3 separate regions of the Homo sapiens genome follow, and regions 1 and 3 are each linked to region 2. Evidence: chromatin contacts called from ENCODE Hi-C or POLR2A ChIA-PET data. All regions are on one chromosome and are shown on one strand. The core of a region is the stretch at or near the end of the contact, and the rest is flanking DNA. Distances in the headings are between cores, read along the strand shown. Region 1 overlaps CFAP92 (cilia and flagella associated protein 92 (putative)). Region 2 holds the start of RPN1 (ribophorin I). Region 3 overlaps EFCC1 (EF-hand and coiled-coil domain containing 1).

Evidence for each region. Hi-C counts contacts between places; a loop is a spot of excess contacts on that map. ChIA-PET counts read pairs that join two places held with the same protein, here RNA polymerase II (POLR2A). Pooled maps may share reads with other maps.
Region 1: a map of naive thymus-derived CD4-positive, alpha-beta T cell shows a loop between it and region 2 (10-fold over the local background). The contact joins the enhancer-like site here to the promoter of RPN1 in region 2. A Hi-C loop is called at or near these places in 1 of 168 maps with a recorded cell type or tissue (naive thymus-derived CD4-positive, alpha-beta T cell) and 9 of 50 pooled maps. POLR2A ChIA-PET finds 5 or more read pairs at or near these places in 2 of 52 experiments (A549 and activated CD8-positive, alpha-beta memory T cell).
Region 3: a loop to region 2 is called in a pooled map, with 5 times the contacts of the local background. The contact joins the enhancer-like site here to the promoter of RPN1 in region 2. A Hi-C loop is called at or near these places in 2 of 37 single-sample maps with no recorded cell type and 8 of 50 pooled maps. POLR2A ChIA-PET finds 5 or more read pairs at or near these places in 3 of 52 experiments (H1, T-cell and WTC11).

Annotation. Positions count from the first base shown.
Region 1 is chr3:128,920,269-128,924,608 of GRCh38, reverse strand. All of the region lies in intron 12 of CFAP92 (cilia and flagella associated protein 92 (putative)), which reads left to right. Among named protein-coding and RNA genes, the nearest start is that of ACAD9, 43 kb to the right of the region's middle. Within about 2 kb of position 1,373, at least 2 of the 41 ENCODE cell types and tissues checked have a DNase peak (open chromatin) inside an H3K27ac peak, as active enhancers do.
Region 2 is chr3:128,647,890-128,652,362 of GRCh38, reverse strand. It overlaps RPN1 (ribophorin I), which reads left to right and starts at 1,545. Exons shown (of 10, transcript NM_002950.4): 1 at 1,545-1,823. The coding sequence starts at 1,563. RefSeq lists enhancers at 1,072-1,151, 1,312-1,581, 2,252-2,321 and a silencer at 1,832-2,101.
Region 3 is chr3:129,013,582-129,018,055 of GRCh38, reverse strand. The region is part of intron 2 of EFCC1 (EF-hand and coiled-coil domain containing 1); the gene reads right to left. It also overlaps a transcript of CFAP92 not described here. Among named protein-coding and RNA genes, the nearest start is that of EFCC1, 15 kb to the right of the region's middle. RefSeq lists a silencer at 790-949 and enhancers at 551-1,052, 1,730-1,779, 1,800-1,909, 1,623-2,130. Within about 2 kb of position 2,200, at least 23 of the 41 ENCODE cell types and tissues checked have a DNase peak (open chromatin) inside an H3K27ac peak, as active enhancers do.

The DNA.
Region 1 (4,340 bases), core at 124-2,623, 270 kb before region 2:
GCCGGACGTGGTGGTACATGACTGTAATCCCAGCTACTTGGGAGGCTGAGGCAGGAGAATCACATGAACCCAGGGGATGGAGGTTGCAGTGAGCCAAGATCGCGCCATTGCACTCCAGCCTGGGCAACAAGAGCGAAACTCTGTCTCAAAAAAAAAAAAAAAAAAAAAAAAAAAAAGATACAATCGTTCTATGAGCCTGGGAGTGCTAGAAGGAAGGAGCCAGCAAGTCTAGACACATTCCAGAGGCCGCAAGGGGTTTTATGCCCTGAGCCCTGGATTCCATCCAAGCCATGAGGGGTTTTGTGCCCTGGGCTTAGATTGTGGTGCAGCAGGGCAGCCTTCCACCCTTTGGCACAGAGCTTGGTGTTCCAAAGGCCATGAGGGGTTTTGGACCCTGGACCCCAGACATGTTCCAAGACTCTTTTACATTATATCAGACATGCAAGTCCTGCCTCAGCTTTTTTCCCAACACTCAGCTTTTCCCCAACATGCCCCCTTTTCTTTTTTGTAAAACCGCCACAGCTATCATAGCTTGTTCTCGACGGCAGCTGTCTCTCCCGAGGTGGCTTCCGCATCTGCAGACTAAAAGGAGACAGCACAAACACATAATTATTAGAACAAAATCTGCCAAGTATAGAGCTTCCAATGGCCTTAATCCATTTAAGAGGATTGATTGTGGACAACCCATTGGCTGTCTTGTTCAAAATATCAGTTCCAGGGAGCAGGGCTAAGTGAGCCTGAGAGGCTTCAAAAACCTTCTCTTTTAGTTTTACAATATCAAGGGTGAGATTTTCATCTTTGCCCTCCAGATGGCATTTAAGAGTAACATTTCCTATTGCTAGCATAAAAGGTGGCCGAACACAACTTTGAATCCAAAAGGTCTTTCTGTTTTTAAATTAATTGAGCAAGGCAATTGCAGGCTGTTCAGCCCTTAATTGCCAGTTGGTGATCCAGCTTCATTTGTCTTAGCCCTTATTCAAAATGTAGTCGCTCTGGTTTGAATGCTTCTTACATATTTCCCCCTTCCCTTTTACAAAAGGACCTTTAATCCTAAGGGCTGCAGAAGGATGAAGGTCCATCTTCTGCAACTTCTTCATGCTGAACAGGGGCGATGATATTCCTGCCTATTAGGGTCTCTTGTATTCAGGGTAGAGAGGAGCTCAGTCAGAAAGCATTGGTCCATTAAGCATCTGTTGTGCCCCTGAGTTCCTGCAAAAGGTAAAACCCTGGCGCTGCAGCAGTTTCTCAGCTTCCTGTGTGGTTTTCTTGATCTGCCCCCATGTTATGGGGGTTGATGTCAGCGTGACTCCAGTCGGTCCTCATTCCATCTTCGCATTCAGATTCAACTGGCCCATGGCTCGTACTGGGGGAACCCCCTCCATGGTTGGGTCCCTCCAGTCTCCTGTTCCATGGTCGTACACATCTTGAGGGCACCCACACGGCTTGTTCATCTCCTGCAAAAACACAAGCATACCCTCAACCCCACGTTAGTAAATCTAGCGAAACAGAAGCAAAAACTTTTGTGGCTGTAGCTGGGAGGCATACCATTGGTGAAGCATTTGTTCTACAAGCTGTAACTCAGCTTCTGCCTCTTTGGTTAATTACCATGGGGTAAAACTTTCCACTGATAATGAGAAGCAGGCCCCTTCTAACAGAAGGCACAGAGAGCAAATCGAAGCTTATCCTTCTTGTGCAACAGTATAGCAAAAAAGCAATCCTTAAACCTTAAATTTGCACCATACAGGTGGGTCCACTAGATGCTGTGGCTCATGATAGATCTTCAGATGTTTGGTGGGCACTCCATTGTTGCAATAAGTCTCTACCTCATAAATTGATAGGAATAGGTGTAATAATAGGTTGAATTGTTCCTTCCTGGCCATCTGGCCCGTGACATGGTAAAATCAAGGAACTTTGAAAAACTTCTGAAGCAGGCCCTATGCCAGTGATACCCATGGAAGTCTTTTGTTTGGGCCAGTGTTGGGGCCATTGATTTAAAGCAATAATAGAGACATCAGCTTCAGTATTTACTAGTCCTTCAAAATCCTTTCCCTGAATAGTTACTGTACAAATAGGTCTTCTGTCAGACACTAGATTAACCCAATATACAGCCTTTCCTGCTGGATTACTACCAAAGCCTCCTGTTCTTTTCACTGTGCTGCTTCCTAGTTTTGTGTAAGGTAACAGCAATAACTAAGCAATTCTTTCTCCTGGGGAAGAAGACCACTGAGTCGAGGAACTAATAACTAATTGAATTTTTTTTTTTTTTGAGATGGAGCCTTGCTCTATTGCCCAGGCTGGAGTGCAGTGGCACGATCTTGACTCACTGCAAGCTCCACCTCCTGGGTTCACTCCATTCTCCTGCCTCAGCCTCCCTGAGAGCTGGGACTACAGGTGCCCGCCACCATGCCCAGCTAATTTTTTTTTTGTATTTTTAGTAGAGACGGGGTTTCACCGTGTTAGCCAGAATGGTCTCGATCTCCTGACCTCGTGATCTGCCCACCTCAGCCTCCCAAAGTGCTAGGATTACAGGCATGAGCCACCGCGCCCAGCAAACTAATTGAATTTCTCCGGTATAATCAGAGTCAATTATTCCCGTATGCACTGACACCTCTTAAATTTAAACTAGACCTTCCAAGTAACAGACCAACTGTTCCTGAGGGTAAGGGTTCCCTAACACCCGTGGGGACCTTCTTTGGTGGCTCCCCAGGAAGGAGATGGGAATTGTGCTGCAAAGGTCTATAGCAGCACTGCCTACTATGGTGGGAGACAATTGTTGTATGTTTGTAAGGGCACTGGCTGTGCCGGATATGCCTTGGTTTGTTGAGGGGCCTGAGGCAGGCCCCTCTTCCCATTTCCCGAAAGAGGTTGTCCATCTTTGCTAAATTTAGAATGACACTGATTTGCCCAGTGATTGCCTTTCTTACACTGGGGGCATACACTGGGACTTTTCTGTTGATTGATGGTAGTTTTTGCCTTTTGATTTCCTTTTCTACATTCCTTTTTTCTGTGTCCAAATTGCCCACAATTGAAACAATGGCCCAAGAAATGGGGCATATTCTTTCCTACTTTCAATCCAGCCATAGCCTGAGCTAAAAGATTAGCCTTATGTAAGTTACCTCCAATGCCATCGCAAGCCTTAATACATTCAGCTAACTGAACCTTCCCTGTCAGGGGTCTAATAGCAGTTTGACACTGCATTAGCATTATTGTATGTAAGAAGCTGTATTAAAACATCCTGAGCAGAATGTTTGCTTTCACTTTGTGCCATTGTTACCCTGGTCCTTCCGAGTGCTCAGCTTTCCTGCTGAGCTTCTTTCAGTCGTCCTCGGGTGTCCTCTGATGATGCATCCTCTTTCACACACTCTAGTGTTCCTTCACTGGGGTGTTCGTTGCCTCATATTGGGCGCCAGGAATGTTGGGGTGATCAGACCCAACTCCAGGCTGTGGGGACTATGAAGTCCGGCAGAGTCAAACAGATGAGACAAGAGTGCATAAAGTGGGACCAGGGGGCCAACACTAGTATGGAGGCTGTGAAGGCCCCGAGCTCTGGAAGCCCACACTATTTATTGGTGATCAAAGAAGCAGGTGGTGAGGATGTGGGGGTTGAAAGAAAGCAGTGTATCAAGTGCATGATCTACAGCTGTGATGGTTTAGAATTTTCTTTGAAGCATATGGAACATGTTCTGCTACTTGAGATAATGGGAAACGTATTCTTCTAGTTTAAGACACAATCGATCTATGAGCCTTGGAGTGCTAGAAGCAAGGAGCCAACAAGTCGAGACACATTCCAGAGGCCACGAGGGGTTTTATGCGCTGTTCCCTGGATTCCGTCCAAGCCACGCCCTTGTGGCTTGTGCCCTGGGCTTAGATTGTAGTGCGGCAGGGCAGCCTTCCACCCTTTGGAACAGAGCTTGGTGTTCCAAAGGCCACAAGGGGTTTTAGACCCTGGACGCCGGACATGTTCCAAGACTCTTTTACGTTACGTCAGACATGCAAGCCCTGCCTCAGCCTTTTTCCCAACACTCAGCTTTTCCCCAACACTGTGTCCAAGCTGCAATTAAACCCATCCACTGGATTGTAACTTTAATGATGATTTCTTCAATTCTATGATTTCCATTTATTTTTTCTATAGGTTCCAGGTGTCTGGTGAAATTCTCATTTTCATTTATTTTGATTAATCATAATTATTTTAATTTTTTTTTCTTGAGATGGAGTCTTGCTCTGTGGCCCAGGCTAGAGTGCAGTAGCACTATCTTGGCTCACTGCAAACTCCGCCTCCTGGGTTCAAGCAATTCTCCCTGCCTCAGCCTTCTGAATAGCTGAGATTACAGGCACCTACT
Region 2 (4,473 bases), core at 296-2,795:
CTCCCAAAGTGCTGGGATTGGTGGCATGAGCCACTGTGCCTGGCCTTGTCTGATATTTATGACTAGATTGAGGTAATGGATTTTCAATAATTTTGTGGCAATACCACAGAAGTGATGTGCCTTTCTCAATGGATCCTATTAGTAGATACCTAATGTTACTATATTTTATATGTGGTGATGTTAACTTTGATCACTTGTTTAAAGTGGTGCCTGCCAGGATTCTCCACTGTAAACTATTTTTTCCTTTGTAATTACTAAACATTTTATTTTTATTTTTTAATTTCCTTTTGAGAGGGAGTCTCGCCCAGTCGCCCAGGCTGGAGTGCAGTGGCACGATCTTGGCTCACTGCATCTCCTGCCTCCCGGGTTCAAATGATTCTGGTACCTCAGCCTCTGGAGTAGCTGGGATTACAGGCACGCACCACCACACCCGGCTAATTTTATTTTATTTATTTATTTATTTATTTTGAGAAGGAGTCTCACCCTGTCGCCTAGGCTGGAGTGCAATGGCGCGATCTTAGCTCACTGCAACCTCCGCCTCCCAGGTTCAAGCGATTCTCCTGCCTCAGCCACCCCAAGTAGCTGGAATTACAGGCGCCTGCCACCACGCCCGGCTAATTTTTTGTATCTTTAGTATAGACGGGGTTTCACCATGTTGGCCAGGCTGGTCTCGAACTCCTGACCTCAGGTGATCCACCCGCCTCGGCCTCCTAAAGCGCTGGAATTACAGGCGTGAGTCACCGTGCCCGGCCTAATTACTAAACATTTTAGTAGAGATGTTTTGAAACTTTGCATATATCCTGTTTCGGCTTCAAGTTCTGCCTACTAATTTTAGCATTCATCCGTGGATGTTGGGGAAGGCCAACTTTTACTTTCTCAATCTGAGCAAAATTTCACTGTTTTAAGGAGCAAAACGAGCAGAATTATTGGACAGGAAGAATGGTAGGAGAGAGTAGAGACCTAGGCAAGGGCCGCTCCTGTAAAAATTAGGTAAGTGAAAACTAGTAATAATAAGTACACTCGCGGCTGGGCGCAGTGGCTCACGCTTGTAATCCAGCACTTCGGGAGGCCGAGGTGGGCGGATCACGAGGTCAGGAGATGGAGGCCACAGTGAAACCCCATCTCTACTAAAAATATAAAAAAAAATTAGCCGGGCGTGGTGGCGGGCGCCTGTAGTCCCAGCCACCCGGGAGGCTGAGGCAGGAGAATGGTGTGAACCCGGGAGGCGGAGCTTGCAGTGAGCTGAGATCGTGCCACTGCACTCCAGCCTGGGCGACAGAGCGAGACTCCGTCTCAAAAAAAAAAAAAAAAAAAAAAAAAAAAAAAAAAAAAAGTAAGTACACTCGCACTACGAACAGAAGGATATCCCGAGCAGCTCTGAGAGGGCTTTAGCAATCAGGCGCCGGGTCGGCTTCCCGGTTGCCCCGGAGACAGGGTCCTTCCTTGTTCGGCGCCGCCATCTTGTGTCACCAGCCCTTGCCCAATGAACGGCTGCTCAGTGGCGGGAGGGCGGGCTACCGCGCCCGGGCCCTACCCGCCCTGGCGCACTGCTCTTCCCGGTCATGGAGGCGCCAGCCGCCGGCTTGTTTCTGCTCCTGTTGCTTGGGACTTGGGCCCCGGCGCCGGGCAGCGCCTCCTCCGAGGCACCGCCGCTGATCAATGAGGACGTGAAGCGCACAGTGGACCTAAGCAGCCACCTGGCTAAGGTGACGGCCGAGGTGGTCCTGGCGCACCTGGGCGGCGGCTCCACGTCCCGAGCTACCTCTTTCCTGCTGGCTTTGGAGCCTGAGCTCGAGGCCCGGCTGGCGCACCTGGGCGTGCAGGTGAGTGTGGGCGACCCCTCGCCGCCGCTCCCGGGACCCTTCCCGCCTCCCTTCCTGGCGGTCCCCCGACTCCGCCCGCGCCCCTCTAGGCCTCAGGAAATGCGGAGACCCGGGCGGCGGGCGGGGCACAGGGGGTCCGTGGGATTGCCTCGGGGCCCGCGAGGAGTCCTGGGTGGCCAGGGGCCCCGGCGCCTCCGCTGCCCCCGGTGCGCGCCCGCCCTCCTGCCTGGGCCACGTCAGCACCGGCCTGCCCCCGCGCGGGTCGCTGCTCACGTGGGCAGCTGCTGGGATCCGCGGCCGACCAGCCTCGGAGCTTGCCCCTGTTTGGGCCGTTCTCGGCACCGCTCGGGAGACCTCGGGCCGGTAGAACGCACCTCCCTTCCGTAAGGCGAGCGCGGCAGCCCCTCGGCCCGGTGCCAGCGGGCGCCAGACTTCATTTCTCACGGCCCGACGAGGTGGCTCAAGTAGAGGACAAATAAATGAATTAAAGTGAATTTCATTCTCTTAATTCAGTATCTGGTCCGTTGTAGGTGCTTCTTTCTAGACATAGAGAACCATCAGAAATGTAACAGGTTTCGCATTTTTAAGTTGGTAATCACTTGAAATCCCTATGAATGTGATGCATTTTAAGGTTCCTAGTGAACGCTTTCTAAATGTTAAAACTCTTTTTAAAGTTAGTTTTAAAACTCCTGCACGTAATATAAGTTCTCTTATGCTGTACAGAAAAGGAAAGTCCAATTTTCTCCCTTCCCCCTGCTGCTTCTCATTCTTACACCTCGGCAATAAATGGCTGTGTTTGGCTTAAATGTTTCCAGGTATTTCAGTGATCACCAAAGAAAATGTTGGGTTTGGGAGTAAAGGGAATGTACATACACAGAGGTTTGGTTTTTATTACTATTGTTGTTAAACAATTTCATTAAATGATTACCTAATTATTTGTTGAGAGAATAGTCATTATAGTGTCACATTTCTTCTAAGCACACTTCGTTCTCTGACTGAATATGGAGCTATAAAGATGGGTTTATAGAGATTACGTTTCTGAAATGACTCCTATTTTCTTTCATGCGTTGTCCATGATGAAATAAAGTTTTACTCAAAGGCTTGTGGAAAGATAGATCAAAACTTCATGTAAATTTGCCTTGCCATCTTTGAATGTCTTGAATGTTAAATCCCGTTCTTTATAGAAGCCAGTTGTGATTTAATGAGCTTGTTACAGTATAAGTGGACCACAGCAGGAGCTCGGCTATCCTGCCATCATGCCTGCGAGCTAGGTTAATGTACTTATTTTATCTTGTTTTTATTTTTTCTCCCAACTTTATTGAGGTATAATTGGTATACAAAAAACTGCCTATTATTAGTATATTCAAAATACGTATACACTGGTGTAACCATTACCACAATCCGGGTAATAAACATATCTGTCACCTCCAGAAGTTTCCTTTTGTCCTTTAGTTTGTTTGTTTCTGTGGTAAGATACTTTCTTACTGGGACTCTACTGTGTGTCAGATATTATGGTGGGTATTTTAAATATATTCTCATTTAGCCCTCATAGCAACCATTTAAGGTATAAATCCTCATATAGCAGGCAAGGAGGCTGTAGTCTGTCAGGTTAAGTTATTTAGCCCCTTACATGCGGTCTTACAGTGCAGAGTAAGTCAGGGCTCCAGCTTATTCCGTAAGTTGTGTGTTCTCACACTGTATAATGTTGCCTCTTCTGGCTTTTATGGCTGTGAGATAGGATTGTATTGGGTATAAGACTTGCAGTCACATTAACAGATTTATTTAAAATCATTTTCAATTTTGTAGTCCAAGACACCAGTTAAATGGATATATGTGCTATTTTGTACTCCTATCCCAGTGGGAAACAACTGGATGATAAACTTAACAAGGAGATGTATATTTTCCAACAGTTGTGTTGGAAACTGATGAGGTTGCTGAAATGTTTTTCAGTGGGTTCTTTTCTTTTTCTTTTTTTTTTTGAGACGGAGTTTCACTCTCGTTGCCCATGCTGGAGTGCAATGGCGCTATCTTGGCTCACTGCAACCTCTGCCTCCTGGGTTCAAGCAATTCTCCTGTCTCTCCTCTGGAGTAACTGGGATTACAGGTGCATGCCACCACGCCTGGCTAATTTTTGTATTTTTTTTTTGATGCAGAGTCTTGCTCTGTCGCCAGGCTGGAGTGCGGTGGTGCAATCTCGGCTCACTGCAACCTCTGCCTCCCAGGTTCAAGTGATTCTCCTGCCTCAGCCTCCGGAGTAGCTGGGACTACAGGCGCGTGCTGCCACGCCCAGCTAATTGTTGTATTTTTTTTGTAGAGACAGGGTTTCACGCATGTTGGCCAGGATGGTCTTGATCTCTTGACCTCATGATCCGCCCACCTCGGCCTCCCAAAGTGCTGAGATTACAGGTGTGAGCCACTGCGCCCGGCCAATTTTTGTATTTTTAGTAGAGACAGGGTTTCATCATATTGGTCAGGCTGCTCTCGAACTCCTGACCTCAGGTGATCTACCTGCCTCGGCCTCCCAAAGTGCTGGGATTGCAGGCGTGAGCCACCATTCCTGGCCTTCAGTGGGTTATTTTCAAACCCTTGTAGAATTTTAGGAGCTAGCAGAAGGGACCATGGTGGTTACTGACTAGGAGCCAGTGGTTGC
Region 3 (4,474 bases), core at 951-3,450, 370 kb before region 2:
CCTCTTGTATGGCCAGGACTGCATACTATATGGTAGCCAGGAGGGAGGGCTGTTATTTTCTTGCTTCAATGAGCAGCATTGATTTCTGTTGTTTGCAGCCATAACTTCCTGGCTGGTACAGCCTTGAGGAACTCACTTCACTTCTCTGAGGTTAACTTTCTTTCCAGTGAAATGTCTGCCTCACGGGGGTGGGCAGAATGTCTAGGAATGGGCCCCCAAGTTCCACACCCTAATTCTCAAAGCCTGTGAGTGAAGTGAGCCTGTCACTCAGAGATGGCATGATGTTCTGTGGCACAGCTGACCAGAAGACGGGATTATCCCTGTCTAATCACACAAGTCCCTTGAAATGCAGATAGCTTTCTGGGCTGGTGTAGAAGAGGCTGTGAGAGAGATGTGAAGTGTGAGAAGGACATGGGGCAGGTCGTTGCTGGCTGGAAGATGAAAGCAATGTGGGTGAAGGAATGCAGAGAGCAACCCCAGCTGACAGCCGGCAAGGAAATAGGGCCTCGGTCCCACGGCCAAAAGGAGCTGGATTCTGCCAACACTGGAACGGGCTTTCCCAGGGGGTCCAGACCCGGCCAAGGGTGCCTTGCTTTCGGCCTTGTGCGAGCTTGTGCAGAGAAGCCCGCCACGCCCGCCTGGACTTCCGGCCTACGGAATTATGAGGTCACAGGTGGGTGTTGTTTCAAGTCACTAAGAGTGTGGTGATCGGCTATGGTTGTGATAGAAACCAAATTCAGCCATCCAAACAACCACACCCCATCTGCTGTCAGCTCAACCCCGACTGTGGCCTTGTGCTCCCAGAGAGACTTGACTGGCCTGAGCCAATCATGAAGCCGCCTTCACGAAGCCTCAATCATGAAGCTTCCTTCAGATTGGTTTAGAAACAGGCATGTGATGCAATTCTGGCCAAAGAGAGGTGAGGGGAAGTCTGCCAGGAGGACCCGTGGATATGGCAGTGATGCCTGAGGCCATGGCAGCTCTCTTGCAACCATGAGGGGTCCTTGCTGACAGGCCAAAATGACAAGCTGAGGAAAACAGAGTGGAAGATGAATCAGGTCCTTGAAAACTTTACTGAACTGCCAAGGAACTGCTCTCCCCTGGACTTCTCACATGAGATAATAAATGTCCTTGTGGTTTAAGCCATTCTGAGTTGGGTTTTATGTTCTTGCAGCATAAAGCATCATCACTGATAAACCACTCACAGCACTGCTTGGGAGTGCAATAAGGTTGTACAGATAAAGTCCTTAGTGCAGTGCCTAACACCCAGTGAGTGCTCAAAAATGTTAGCTTTTGTTCCTTAATCAGTTCCGCCCCCTCCTGCCTCAGGCCCTGTACGAGTCAGGGTTTGACCAGAGAAGTGGGGCCAGTGTGTGGAATCCATCTACAGCCATGCCTGCAGCTGTAGCTCTGTCTCCAGGGCTTTATGACAAGCAGGTGGCCTGTGTGATCACGGGGGCTGGCTAAATGAGTCTGGAATCCACAGAAGGGAAGCTGGCAGGCAGGTGGAGCTCACGGGCACGGCTTATGGGCTTCCCCAGAGGCTCTAGACACGGGCGTGCCCATGAGCTCCACCTGCCTGCCAGCTTCCCTTTTGTGGACTTCAGGCTTGCTTAGCCAGCCCCCACAATCACACAGCCCACTTCCTTGTCATAAAGTCCTTCAGAAAGAGCTACAGCTTGTAGGCCTGGCTGTAGATGGATTCCACACCCTTCTGTCCACAGGTGGAACTTCTCTTTCACACAGAAGCCTGTTTGGCTCTTGAAGCCCACCCAGACCAGCCAGGATAATGTCCCTTACCTAAAGTCAACTGATGACAGACTTTAATCCATATGCAGAATACCTGTACAGCAACTGTAGCTTAGTGTTTGACCGGTTAACTTGCTGTAACCAAGGGAGCGGTCAAGGCATCACATCAAAGCCAGGGGGACGCATCAAAAGCCCATTACACCGCCTGGGCTCAGTTTATTCTGGAATAGATGAAAAATGTCACTGCTGTCTTTTTCTCTCTGCTTCCTATGCTCTGAGCCGCTCAGTGACTCAGCAAGTCTCAGGAAGCTGCAGAGCTGACAGGTCCCTCAGAACCCAGCCAGGCTACTTTGGGCCATCAGGCCACGGCCACGCTGCAGCACCTACTCTGGGAGGTCCTGGAGGTTCGCACACAGCGGCTTCCTTTGCTGCATGGCGTTTCCTGAGTGAAGCAGCCTTACAGGAAACAGAGAGCAACATGTGAAAACAAGAGAACAACAGCAGGAAGAACAGCTTGGGGTAGGGGGGCGGGATGCAGCAGAGGAAGGGCGGAAAATAAATCACAAGGGGTGGGGGGACAGTCCTCAGGGGTCCTCTGTGACTCCTCTCTGGTCCCTACCTGAATTCGGGAACCCCCCCAACTTTACTGAGCAGGGGATGGCGGTGGGAAGGGTGCAACAGGAGTGTGCGAGCAGACACGGACACTCAGCTCTCGGGGGCGCCGTGCAGGGTGTCAGCCTGGGCTGGGTGACTTCTAAGGCCCTGCCAGCCCAAGCTGCTGACTTGGTTCTTTAATTCACCGAAGGATGAAGTATTGAGCCAGCCACTGTCCTTAGCAATGGCATGGCCCCTGACCTCACAGAGCTTACCCCGCAACCTCCCCCCCCGAAGGAGCAGACCTCAATGAAGTCATCACAAAAATACATGAAGGACAGAAAAGTCCAGGGGCCGTGAAAGACGTTAGGAAGAGGCTGTAGATGGAGGTGGGGCCTCCCTAAAGAGTTGGGGTCTGGCAAGACCTGAAGGGTGAATGTGGATTGGTCAGGAGTAGGCTTGGGGATGGTGGAGGGAGCCGTATGCCCAAAGGGCCTGAGAAGGGGAGCCCTGGAGGGTCAGTGTGGCTGCAGGAGAGGATGGGAAAGGGCCTGGTCACTCACAGTCATGATGGTCACCAGAGGAGGTCACAGGAGAGTTGTGAGTGGGCGAGCCCGAGGTGGGATCTGGGTGTTGAAAAGATTAACCTGATGCTGTGTGGTCCGTGGTTCTGATGGAGCTGGGACACCAGTCAGGAGGCTAGGACAGCTGTCCAGGAGTGGTGCTGGGGCTGGGCTGGGTGGTGGGTGCGACTGGAGAGTAGCAGGTGGGTCTGAGCCACTTGGAGCTGAGACTTAGCAGGACTCCGTGTGTACAGGTGAGGAGGGCTCTTCACCTGCTCCTCCTCACTGGCCCCTCCTCACTGGCCCCTCGGCATCCAGGCTGGCTCCAACCTGCTCGTCCCCGTGCAGGCAGTGCAGACAAGCCAAGCTTGTGCCCAGCCCTGTGATTTTGCTATGGGAGTCACCTCCGCCCTGGATCACACAAGTCATGGCCCCACCTTGCCACTCAGGCCTCAATTCCAGGGTCACATCTCAGAGAAGTCTCCTGTGATGGGCTGGTTGTGTCTCCCCAATTCATATGTTGATGTCCAGACCCCCAGAGCTCCTCATAATGTGATCTTATTTGGCGATGGGACCTTTAATGAGGTAATCAAGTTAAAATGAGGTCTTTAGGGTGGGCCCTAATCCAGTCTGACTGGTGTCCTTCTAAGAAGAGGGGATTAGGACAGAAATACACACAGAAGGAAGACCACGCGAGGATACAGGGAGAAGGCGGCCCTGGCTGCCAGCCCAGGAGAGAGGCCGCAGGAGAAGCCAACGCTGCGACACCGCACTCTGGTCAGCCTCCACAGCTGTGGGAGACAAATGCCTGTTGTTGAAGCTCCTGGTCTGTGGGGCTTGTCACAGCAGCCCGAGCTGACTCACACTCCCTGACCCTCCCCTCGTCCACCCGCTTAGTTACTGGTGGTCAACAGCGTAACGCACTGAGAGTTGGTCCACGAGGGCAGGGTCTCTGCCTCTTCCCAGCTGCCTCCCTCATGCCCAGGACAGCATGGGCCCTCTCTAGGCACTTGACAGAATTTGGTTGAATGAAGAAAAGCCAATGGTTATTTCTGACAGAAAATCATGAAGAGGCAAAATGAAGAGCCTGAAGACTCTGTCTGCCCCTTCCTGGGTCTCTGACTTTGGGTGGCTCCAGGCTTCTCCAGTCACCTCGGTCCTCTCCGGAAAAGCCCCCACCCCCAACTCAGAGCACATTCTGACAGTCGCTCCTGCCCCTGCCTAGTCACAAAGAAGCCACGGCCCTTCCTTGGCCAGGTCCTCTGCCCGGCTCAGGGGGACTGGGTGCCATCATTGCCCACAAGTAGCCCCCCATCCAGCCCCCTGACTACTGTTCTTTGGAGAACAGACTCCTCCATTTCTCTTGGCCCATGTGTCGGGCAGGGCCAATGGCGGGAATGTTTTAGCCAGGTCTAGCTAATCAGAGTGGCAGTGATTGGTCCAGAGTACTCACATGACCCTAGGCTGGCCAGTCAGCATGCTCCATTTCCCTGGTACCAGTGACTGGTTCCAGGATGGGTGTGGCCTATGTTGGAACTACTGGGAAAGAGAAAGTGTTTCTGATGGGG